Regions from separate parts of the Homo sapiens genome. Here region 2 is linked to region 1. The links are chromatin contacts, found by POLR2A ChIA-PET in ENCODE. All regions are on one chromosome and are shown on one strand. Each heading gives the region's core, a stretch centred on a gene start or an enhancer-like site at or near the end of the contact. The rest is flanking DNA. Distances are from core to core; before and after follow the strand shown.

What was found. ChIA-PET counts read pairs that join two places held with the same protein, here RNA polymerase II (POLR2A).
Region 2: POLR2A ChIA-PET joins it to region 1 with 12 read pairs in Caco-2. The contact joins two enhancer-like sites. POLR2A ChIA-PET finds 5 or more read pairs at or near these places in 3 of 52 experiments (Caco-2, OCI-LY7 and WTC11).

Annotation. Positions count from the first base shown.
Region 1 is chr19:4,606,816-4,612,175 of GRCh38, reverse strand. No RefSeq gene overlaps it. Among named protein-coding and RNA genes, the nearest start is that of TNFAIP8L1, 30 kb to the left of the region's middle. RefSeq lists enhancers at 4,332-4,889, 4,890-5,360. Within about 2 kb of position 1,862, at least 5 of the 41 ENCODE cell types and tissues checked have a DNase peak (open chromatin) inside an H3K27ac peak, as active enhancers do.
Region 2 is chr19:4,793,084-4,798,545 of GRCh38, reverse strand. FEM1A (fem-1 homolog A) reads right to left here. Exons shown (of 1, transcript NM_018708.3): 1 at 1-5,462. The coding sequence ends at 4,682. Among named protein-coding and RNA genes, the nearest start is that of FEM1A, 4.1 kb to the right of the region's middle. RefSeq lists an enhancer at 5,188-5,462. Within about 2 kb of position 2,950, at least 4 of the 41 ENCODE cell types and tissues checked have a DNase peak (open chromatin) inside an H3K27ac peak, as active enhancers do.

The sequences.
Region 1 (5,360 bases), core at 613-3,112:
GAACTGCTTGAACCCAGGAAGTGGAGGTTGCAGTGAGCCGAGATTGCGCCATTGCACGCCAGCCTGTGCAACAAGAGAGAAACTCTGTCTCAAAAAAAAAAAAAAAGATACAAATTGAAAAATTGAAATATTTATGAGTCAATTATATGATACCCAGTATTCTTTCTTTCTTTCCCGCTCTCATTTTTTTCTCTTTCTTTTTTTTGAGACGGAGTCTCACTCTGTCACCCAGGCTGGAGTGCAGTGGCGTGATCTCCACTCACTGCAACCTCTGCCTCCCAGGTTCAAGCGATTTTCCTCCCTCAGCCTCCTGAGTAGCTGGGATTACAGGCGCCCGCCACCACGCCCGGCTAATTTTTGTATTTTTAAGTAGAGACGGGGTTTCATCATGTTGGTCAGGCTGGTCTCGAACTCCTGACCTCAGGTGATCTGCCCACCTCGGGCTCCCAAAGTGTTGGGATTACAGGCATGAGCCACTGCGCCCATCTCAGTGCATATTTTCTGGATGAACAAACGTGTACCTCTCCACAATCCCGTCTTTCTCCAAGCCTCAGTTTCCTCCCCTGTGAAACAGGGTGAATCTCTCCTGTGGGAAGTGTGAAGTGGGGGCTTCATATAGACAGCCTCCCCGCTCTCAGCTCAGGCCCGGGTGGAGGGGGTGCCCTCTTTCCAGGATTAATGGTGTCCCTGCCTCTGGGATTCAGATTCTGGCTCCACTGGGCATTCGGATCCTGAATCCCAGAAGGTCTCAGGGCTGAGCCCCGGAGCTCTGAGCTGAGGAGACCCTGAGTTAGGGACTGGGGGCACTCAGCCAGTTTGTGGAGGGGGTCTGAAGTACCAGCTAGGGGGAGGGGTGGGGACCAGGACAGGGTTAGAGCCCCAGACCCCAGGGGTGCCCCAGAGAGGAAAATTGGGGAGGGGGATGGGCTAGGGAGCCTCTCGCCTGCCTCTATCTCTCTGTTTCTTCCCCATTCTCTTTCTAAGTCTCTGTCTCTGTCTTTCTCTGTCTCTAGGTCTCTCTGAGTCTCTTTTTATCTCTGACTACCTCTTTTGATCTCTATTGGTCTCCTTTCTCTTGTTTTCTCTCTGTCTCTTTGAATCTACTTTTATCCCTGTCTTTCTTTCCCTCTCTCTCTCTCTCTAAGTCTCTTTGTCTCTCTCTCTCTCTCTCTTTTTTGGCGGGGGGACAGTCTCCCTCTGTCTCCCAGGCTGGAGTGCAGTGGTGCAATCTCGGTTCACTGCAACCTCTGCCTCCCGGGTTCAAGCGATTCTCCTGCCTCAGCCTCCCGAGTAGCTGGGATCACAGGCGCCCGCCACCACGCCCGGCTAATTCTCCATCTCTCTGAGTCTCCTTTTATCTCTGACTATCTCTTTCTATCTCTGTCTCTGTTGTTCTCTCTCTCTCTAGGTCTGTGTCTCTCTATCTCTCTGAGTCTGTATCTCTGTGGGTCTCCTCTGTCTCTCTGAGTCTCCCTTTATCTCTGACTGTCTCTGTCCATCTCTCTGTGTTTCTGTCTTTGCCACCTTCTGCGTGAGTCTCTCCGTGTCTTTTATCTGTCTGACTCCAGCTCAGCTTCTCTGTGTGGGTCTCTTTCTATCTCTCTTGGTTTCTCTCTTTCTCTCCTCACCTCCTCTGTCTCCCCTTCCCAGGCTCCACTTCTTTCCCCCACCTCTTCCTGGGTCCAGGTGCGGGCCCCCTCCCCGCCTCCACCCTGCCCTCCTCTGGCGGTGTCAGCCCTTCCCGTCCAAGCCAGAAAAAGCAGCCAGGCCAGGGCAGGGCAGCCAGCCAGCCTCTCTGCTGGGGACCCCAGGGACTCCAGCAGGACTCCCGCCTCCCTGGCCTGATCCCCAGGGGCTCTGCCCCCCCCTCCCCGCCGCAGAAGCCCTGCCTCCCTCAGCGCCTCTTCCCTTCCTCTGCCTAGAGGTCCTGTGTTATTGCTGCTGGCACCTGAGGCTGCAGAAAAAAAAAAGGAAGTCGCAGTCACCGTGGCTCCTACTTGTCCTTCTCTCTGCCCCAAGTCCTCGGAGCATGAAAAACTCCACCTCCGTGTGAGAACAACACAGTGGGTGCTTCATAGTTGTTTGCGGAATAAACAAACACGTATTGAGTGCCTACTGTGTGCCAAACAGTATTTGAGGTACAGGGGACACTGTGGCATTCAAGACAGACAGAAGTCTGCCCTCCTGGAGTTGACATTCCAGAGCAGGAGGCAGATAGGAACAAGCACACATTGTACCATGTTGAGTAGTGCCTGCCTGCAAAAATAAATTCAAAAATTACATACACTTCGGTTGGGACCGGTGGCTCAGGCCTGTACTCCCAGCACTTTGGGAGGCTGAGGCGGGTGGATCACGAGGTCAGGAGATCGAGACAATCCTGGCTAACACAGTGAAACCCCGTCTCTACTAAAAATACAAAAAATTAGCTGGGCGTGGCAGTACGCGTCTGTAGTCCCAGCTACTCGAGAGGCTGAGGCAGGAGAATCGCTTGAATCTGGAAGGCAGAGGTTGCAGTGAGCCAAGATCATCCCAGTGTACTCCAGCCTGGGCGACAGAGCGAGACTCTGTCTCAAAAAAAAAAAAAAAAAAAAAAAAATACATACACCTCGGTTGGGCGCGGTGGTTCAAGCCTGTAATCTCAGCATTTTGGGAGGATGAGGTGGACGAATCACTTGAGGTCAGGAATTTGAGACCAGCCCGGCCAACATGGTGAAACCCCGTCTCTACTAAAAATACAAAAATTAGCCAGGCATGGTGGTGAGTGCCTGTAATCTCAGCTATTCAGGAGGCCGAGGCAGGGGAATCACTTGAACCTGGGAGGCAGAGGTTGCAGTGAGCTGAGATTGTGCCACTGCACTCCAGCCTAGGCAACAAGAGTGAAACTCCATCTCAAAATAAATAAATAAATAGAAATTAAAATAAAAGCCCGGGCGCGATGGCTCATGCCTGTAATCCCAGCACTTTGGGAGGCCGAGGTGGGTGGAACATGAGGTCAGGAGATCGAGACCATCCTGGCCAACATAGAGAAATCTTGTCTCTACTAAAATACAAAAAAAAAAAATATATATTAGCCAGGCATGGTGACACACGGCTGTAGTCCAAGCTACTCAGAAGGCTGAGGCAGGGGAATCATTTGAACCCAGGAGGCAGAGGTTGCAGTGAGCCAAGATCGCGCCACTGCACCCCAGCCTCGTGACGAGCGAGACTGCGTCTCAAAAATAAATAAATAAATAGGTCGGGCACGGTGGCTCACACCTGTAATAATCTCAGCACTTTGGGAGGCCGAGGCAGATGGATCACTTGAGGTCAGGAGTTCGAGGCCAGCCTGGCCAACATGATGAAACCCCGTCTCTACTAAAAATACAAAAATTAGCCGGGGGTGGTAGCACACGCCTGTAGTCCCAGCTACTCGGGAGGCTGAGACAGGAGAACCGCTTGAACCCAGAAGGCAGAGGTTGCAGTAAGCCAAGATCACACAACTGCACTCCAGCCTGGGTGGCAGAGTGAGACTTGGTCTCAGGAAAAAGATCATAAGTAATAAAAATACAAATACAAAAATTAGCCGGGCATGGTGGCAGCTGCCTGTAATCCTAGCTACTCAGGAGGCTGAGGCAGGAGAATCACGTCAACCGGGGAGGTAAAGGCTGCAGTGAGCCGAGATCACACCACTGCACTCCAGCCTGGGCAACAGAGTGAGACCCTGTCTGAAAAAAAAAAATTATACACACCCAGAACCTCAGAATATGAGCTTTTTTGGAAATAGGGTCTTTGCAGATGTAATTGATTCAGGACCTCGAGATGAAATTCATCTGCAGGCTTCATGGTCCTTTGCTGTGTTATCTTGCTTTGAACAACCCGTACACGGGAACTAATTCAATTTTTTGTTTTGAGATGGGGTCTCACTCTGCCACCCAGGCTGGAGTGCAGAGACACAATCATTGCTCACTACAGCCTCGACCTCCTGGGCTGAAGCAATCCTCCCATCTCAGCCTCCCAAGTAGCTGGACTATAGATGTGCGCCACCACACCTGGCTAATTTTTTTATTTTTTTTGTGATGGGGGTCTGACTATGTTGCCCAGGTTGGTCTTTAACTCCTGGCCTCAAGTGATCCTCCCACTTCAGCCTCCCAAAGCACTGGGATTACAGGTAGGAGCCCCCCCCGCCACAACCCAGGCTGCGCTCATTCTTTTTTCTTTTTTTTGAGATGGAGTTTTGCTCTGTTGCCCACACTGGAGTGCAATGGCGCAATCTCGGCTCACCACAACCTCCGCCTTCCGGGTTCAAGCAATTCTCCTGCCTCAGCCTCCCGAGTAGTTGGGATCACAGGCACCCGCTACCACGCCCAGCTAATTTTTGTATTTTTAGTAGATTTGGGGTTTCACCATGTTGGCCAGGCTGGTCTGGAACTCCTGACCTCAGGTGATCCACCCACCTCAGCTTCCCAAAGTGCTGGGATTACAGGCGTGAGCCACCGCACCTGGCCTCATTCTTAACCAGGCCTCGACAATCCTCTTCCCTTCCCTTCTTCAGGACCGAATTTCGAGTCATCATTCCAATCTCAGTGTATGTGTTGCCTCCTCCAGGAAGCCCACCCTGATGTCTCCCCTGGCCCCCACTGGAGGGCGTCTTGTCCCTACTGTTTCCTCGAACCCAGCACATGACCTAGCACACAGCTGGTGCTCAATAAATGTCTGCGGCTTGCATGACAAGGGGCTGCTCTCCCCGATCTGTAAATAGCCCTGGCCTAATGATAAACATAATGAGCTCACACACGGGGACTCATAATTGTGACAGGCAGGTGGGCCCTGGTGGCCACGTGACCCCTCAGCTCCAGCCCGCGCCGGGCTCAGCCCAGCGCCTGCGCCCACGGCAGAGCCACAGCCTCCTCATTAAAGCAGGCCTTTTACTTAGGCAGGCGCTGCCAATTCTAATTGATTGTCTGCGTCCCTGGGGGCACTCGAGTTCCCGAGGTCAGCAGCTGGGCCGGGTCCAGGCCGAGGCAGGCGGGAGGGAAGCCGGCTCCCGGAGAGGGAACAAGGCGTGGAGATTGGACCCGCCGCCTCTACCTACGCGCTCCCTCCTGTGGCCCCCGGGACTGGGGCACGCGCTGCCCTGCAGGCTCAGGTTCCGGAGGCTGATGTGGCCCCCACCCCAGACCCGTGCAAGCTCCTGGTATGTGTGATGTTCCTGCACCTGGTCATGCCAAGAACACGTGTTGACAAACCCACAGGTCCAGAGCCAGAGGTGGTAGCACACAGGGGCTGGACTCGGGGTGGTGGGGGGGCGGGGGTGGGGGGAGGAGAGGGGAGTGGGGGGGCTCAAATCTAACAGCTCTATGCCTCAATTTTCCCGTCTATAA
Region 2 (5,462 bases), core at 1,701-4,200, 190 kb before region 1:
CTCCGCCTCCTGAGTTCACACCATTCTCCTGCCTCAGCCTCCCGAGTAGCTGGGACTACAAGCGCCCACCACCATGCCTGGCTAATTTTTTGTGCTTTTAGTAGAGAGACGGGGTTTCACCGTGTTAGCCAGGATGGTCTTGGTCTCCTGACCTCGTGATCCGCCCGCCTCAGCCTCCCAAAGTGCTGGGATTACAGGCGTCTGCCACCGCGCCCGGCTGTCCTTAAGCATCTTAATGTCTCTTAGTAGCCTCAGTTCCCCCGCCTGCCATACCGGACCTGCTTTGTTTTGTTTGTTTGTTTGTTTGTTTTTTGAGACGGAGTCTCGCTCTGTCGCCCAGGCTGGAGTGCAGTGGTGCGATCTCGGCTCACTGCAAGCTCCGCCTCCCGGGTTCACGCCATTCTCCTGCCTCAGACTCCGGAGTAGCTGGGACTACAGGCACCTGCCACCACACCCGGCTAATTTTTGTATTTTTAGTAGAGACGGGGTTTCACCGTGTTAGCCAGGATGGTCTCGATCTCCTGACCTCGTGATCCGCCCGCCTTGGCCTCCCAAAGTGCTGGGATTACTGGCGTGAGCCCCTGCGCCCGGCCCTGCTTTGTTTTTTTGAAACAGGGTCTCACTCTGTTGCCCAGGCTGGAGTGTGATGGTGCCATTAAGGCTCACTGCAGCCTCAAACTCCTGGGCTCAATCAATCCTCCTGCTTCAGCCTCCCCAGTAGCAGCTGGGACTACATATCACTACACATGGCTAATTTTTTTTTTTTTTTTTTTTTGTAGAGACAGGATCTCACTTTGCTGCCCATGATGGTCTCAAACTCCCAGGCTCAAGCGATCCTCCAGCCTCAGCCTCCCAAGGTGCTGGGATTACAGGTGTGAGCCACCGTGCCCGGCCAGGACTTACTTTAGATAGGTCCTACTTTGGCTTTTGACTGGGAGAAAGATGCTCTCTTTTCTGCTGGCGGTCATCTTGGGACACCCACCCCACCCCAGTCTCAAGGGAGCTATCAACCAGGTCTTTAGGAATAATTGGGATCTGCTGGATCAGCCCTCACCTGAAACTGGTTGAGCTTTAAGATGGCCTTCATCTGGTCGGGTGCGGTGGCTCATGCCTGTAATCCCAGCACTTTGGGAGGCCGAGGTGGGCGGATCATGAGGTCAGGAGATCAAGACTATCCTAACACGGTGAAACCCCATCTCTACTAAAAATACAAAAAATTAGCCGGGCATGGTGGCAGGTGCCTGTAGTCCCAGCTACTCGGGAGGCTGAGGCAGGAGAATGGTGTGAACCCGGGAGGCTGAGCTTGCAGTGAGCCGAGATCACACCACTGCACTCCAGCCTGAGCGACAGAGACTCCGTCTCAAAAAAAAAAAAAAAAAAAAAAAAAGATGACCTTCATCTTAAGAGGGCCGTTTTTCCTACTTCATTATTTTTCTTCCATCCATGGGACTCTGATATGTTTTTCCTCCTTTAGAGGGCTGTTGTGTAAACAGGCAGTGCATTTAACCACAGAAAATGGTGCCTGGCATACAGTAGGTGCTCAATAAATGCTCACTAGTACTGTGTCTCCCAGGAGACAGCTTTGAGAGCACCTGCTGATTCAAACCCACTCCTTTGATGCAACACCAAACAGGCATACAACAGCCCAACAGCTGTCACCTGTGGGACTGTCCAGTCCCAAATGAAACAAGACAGCAGGTGTGTGAAGGCAAGAGATGGGAGACACCCACCCTCGGGAGAAGAGCCCTCCAACCCAATGCACCATGGAAGCAGCATGCGGTGCCCCACAGCAGGGCCTCTCCCCACTGCCACGTGAGGCGGGCGCACAGGGATTAACCGGACGTTCATATCGACAGCTCAATCCTTATCCCCAAGGGGGCCTGAAACCTGCCTGGCACATGGCAGGGGCTCAGCAAAATCCCATGGACCCAGCTAACGGGGTGGTGCTTTCTGGTGGGGGTTTGACTGTTCTGATATGGAGAAAACCAGAATTTTAGAATGGAACAAGTTTACACAAGGAGGTGAGATGAGATGGCAGATAAAGGAAAACAAAAAAGGGCCAGGCGTGGTGGCTCACACCTATAATCCCAGCACTTTAGGAGGCCGAGGCGAGTGGATCACAAGGTCAGGAGTTTGAGACCAGCATGGCCAATATGGTGAAACCCCGTCTCTGCTAAAAATACACAATTAGCCAGGCATGGTGGTGTATGCCTGTAGTCCCAGATGCTCAGGAGGCTGAGGCAGGAGAATCACTTGAACCCGGGAGGCAGCGGTTGCAGTGAGCCGAGATGGCGTCACTGCACTCCAGCCTGGGTGACAGAGCAAGACTCCATCTCAAAAAAAAAAAAAAAAAAAATGTAGAGACAGAGGTCTTACTATGTTGCCCAGGCTTCCCAAGGTGCTGAGATTACAGATGTGAGCCACCGTACCCAGCCTATTTTTTATTTTTGTAAAGACAGGCTCTCACTATGTTGCCCAGGCTTTTTTTCAAAGAGCAACATACTGTTTTTCAAATGAAATTTTACACAAAGCCCCAGTATGTAACATAGAGGCCAGGTGCAGTGGTTCATGCTTGTAATTCCAGCACTTTGGGAGGCTGAGGTGGGAGGATCGCTTGAGTTCAGGAGTTTGAGACCAGCCTGGCCAACATGGCAAAACCTGCCTCTACAGAAAATACAAAAATTAGCTGGGCATAGTGGCAGGTGCCTGTAATCTCAGCTACTCAGGAGGCTGAAGCAGAATTGTTTGAACCCAGGAGGCAGAGGTTGCAGTGAGCTGAGATCGCGCCATTGCACTCCAGCCTGGGGGACAGGGTGAGACTCTGTCTCAAAAAAAAAAAAAAAGCCCCAGTATGTAACACAGAAACCCCTCTGGCTAGGGGAGGTGGCCCTAGGGCTCTCTGTTCACTCACACCAATGCCATGGACTGACTCACCCACCTCCGACTTCCCCAGTTAACCCACGCCAAGGACGCATCAGGCAGGCCATTCTCTTTGAGTATCTTTTTAATGACTTAAACACCAGCACGGAGACTCGCCATGTAAACGGCCTCATTTCTGTGCTCTGTGCTTTGGGAGGGACAGGGACACCATTTCCCACCTCGGCTGAGTTAAAACCTGTCTTGTAAATTAATAAATAATTTCCTAACACGGCAAAAAAAAAAAAAAATCCAAACGAGACCTAGTTTCCATCCAGGGACAGGATATTTCTGGACACCCCCGGTCACTGCTCCTCCTAAGGGCCTGGCCGTGGCTACTGCAGGGAGGATGCAGTGAGAATGGCTTCCCTGCTGCTGTTTGCTGCTGTCTACGCTGGCCAAGAACCTGCTCCCGTCTGCCTGGGCTGATGGAGTCTCGCTCTTGACAAAAATCTTGCTGGGGCAGGTCCTCTGGCAGCCCCAGCACCTTACCCTGAGTCACGGGAACCTGAGACTTTGTCCAAACCTCGGCTGGAAGGCTGGTCTTGGCACTCGACGTCTTAGCTAGTGGATTTATCGCATTAAGACTGTACTTGGGCCTTTTTCATGATGACTTGGGTCTCAATCCTTGGAGCAGCTGAAAGAACAGCTCGGGCCACCTGTGGATGCACCCACAATGAAATCAGAGGCCACTGCAAGGCAGAGTGGCCTGCAGTTTTAACTCGGGCACTATGGCAATGCAGACCCAAACCAATTGTGCCAGTTCTTTGCTGGGTGGCAAAGTGTTTTCAGGCTTTGTGGTCACTCCTGATTTCTGTTTGGAAGCACAGTTCTCTCTCTAAGGAGAATGGAAACTTGGAAAGGCCTGTAAAATCGGAAAGCCTGTAAAAGGCCGTAGAGTGGAGATGTATAAAAATGTACGGTCACCCATGTTTTAGGGGTTGACACCGTGGACTTTTATCTCGCTCACCAAATTCCTCACACATACAGCTCACTCCCTGTGCCCTCGGCCATCTCAGGCACCACAAAATCCTCACTGCTTGAAATTCACTTATGGAGTCCAACAAACAACTTTCTTAAAAAAAAAAAAAAAGGCAGTAAAATCTCAGAATTTCTGTGCAACGCTTGCAACCTGCCCACTTATTAAATAAACAGAACACCAAACCAACCGAAAGCTATGCAAGTGGCAGGCTGCCCTGGGCAGAGCCCTGCCTGTCTGCCAGGGACTACGGTGGCACGGGAGCAGGGCGCGATCATGCTGGAAGAAATGAGAGGTGGTCTCATTCCCTGAATCTCAAACTCTCATCTCAGGAGCCCCCAGTCCTAACACTGTATTCAGCGGCTGGAGTTATCTGGCCAGGTAAAGGGACGAGGGAAGGCAGACAGTCCTCAACTTCTTCCTGTGTTTCTAGCAGGGAAGGAACGCAATGGCTTCAGTCCCTCCGCCTCTAGGTAACAAGGCAAAGGCCTCCCTAACCCAGGCAGACAGGATGTGGGGAAGGTCTTGTGTCTTTTCCTAACTCAGAATGAGTGAGCGGGCTCCCGGAGAAAGACTGTCCTCTTAGCACATGACCCCGCAGGCTTCTAGCACCAAAGGCTCGCTAACACCTCCGACCCTGTCTGCAGGTAGAGGGGATGGGAGGCAGAACCCTTCTCCTGATTGGTGCCTGAAGGAGGCAAGAACGAGCATCTGCTATGCCGCAGCCGGATTTCCCCCATCTCAGCAGGAGAGGGGAGAGGTGAGGGTGCAGGCGTTCTGGGCAGGTCAGTGCAGTTCGATGAACGCCTCCAGATCTTCCGGGATGAAGCCCTTGTAAGGGATCTTGTTCTTATCCAGGGCCCGGGCCGCAAGGCACTGCAGGGTCACGTAGTTGAAGGGCTGCATGGTACCCCTGGCCAGCAGCTTCTCGTCCAGCAGCTCGTAGGCCGTCTTCTTGAAGGCATTGGTGGCGTCCATGTGGGCCCCTGCTTCGATCAGGGCATTCATGATGGCCGGGCAGTTGTTCTGGGCTGCTATGTGTAGCGGGGTGTTGTTGTCAAAATCCCTGCTGTCCGGGTCGGCCCCGCAGTCGAGCAGCACTTTGACCACGTGCAGGGAGGGGAATCTGCCCACGGGATAGCGGCCCACGTTTGTGGTGTCCTTGTCCACAGCCATGTGCAGAGGGGTGAAGCCGTTCTTGCCCCTGGGCGCGCACTTGAGCAGGCGGTAGACGGTCTGGTGCTTCAGGTGCTCCTGGCTGGGGGTGCACTCCACTTTCTCCAGCAGGTAGAGCAGGTGGAGGATGATGGCCAGCGCCTTGGTGAACTGGGCTGAGTCTCCGGGCTCCCTGGGCAGCTGCAGGGCCCGTTCCACTTCCCGGACCCCTTTGGTGAGAACCCCCATGAGGTCTGCAAAGCCGATCTGGGTGCCCAGGCTGCCTTTGGCGGCCCGGTCCTGAAGCACGTAGGAGAAGAGTTCCGCGAAGGAGAGGAAGCTGCTGGCGGTCATGGGGCTCAGAGGCTCCAGGTTGCTCTGTTGCATGTCCAGGGCGTACTTCCACAAGCGG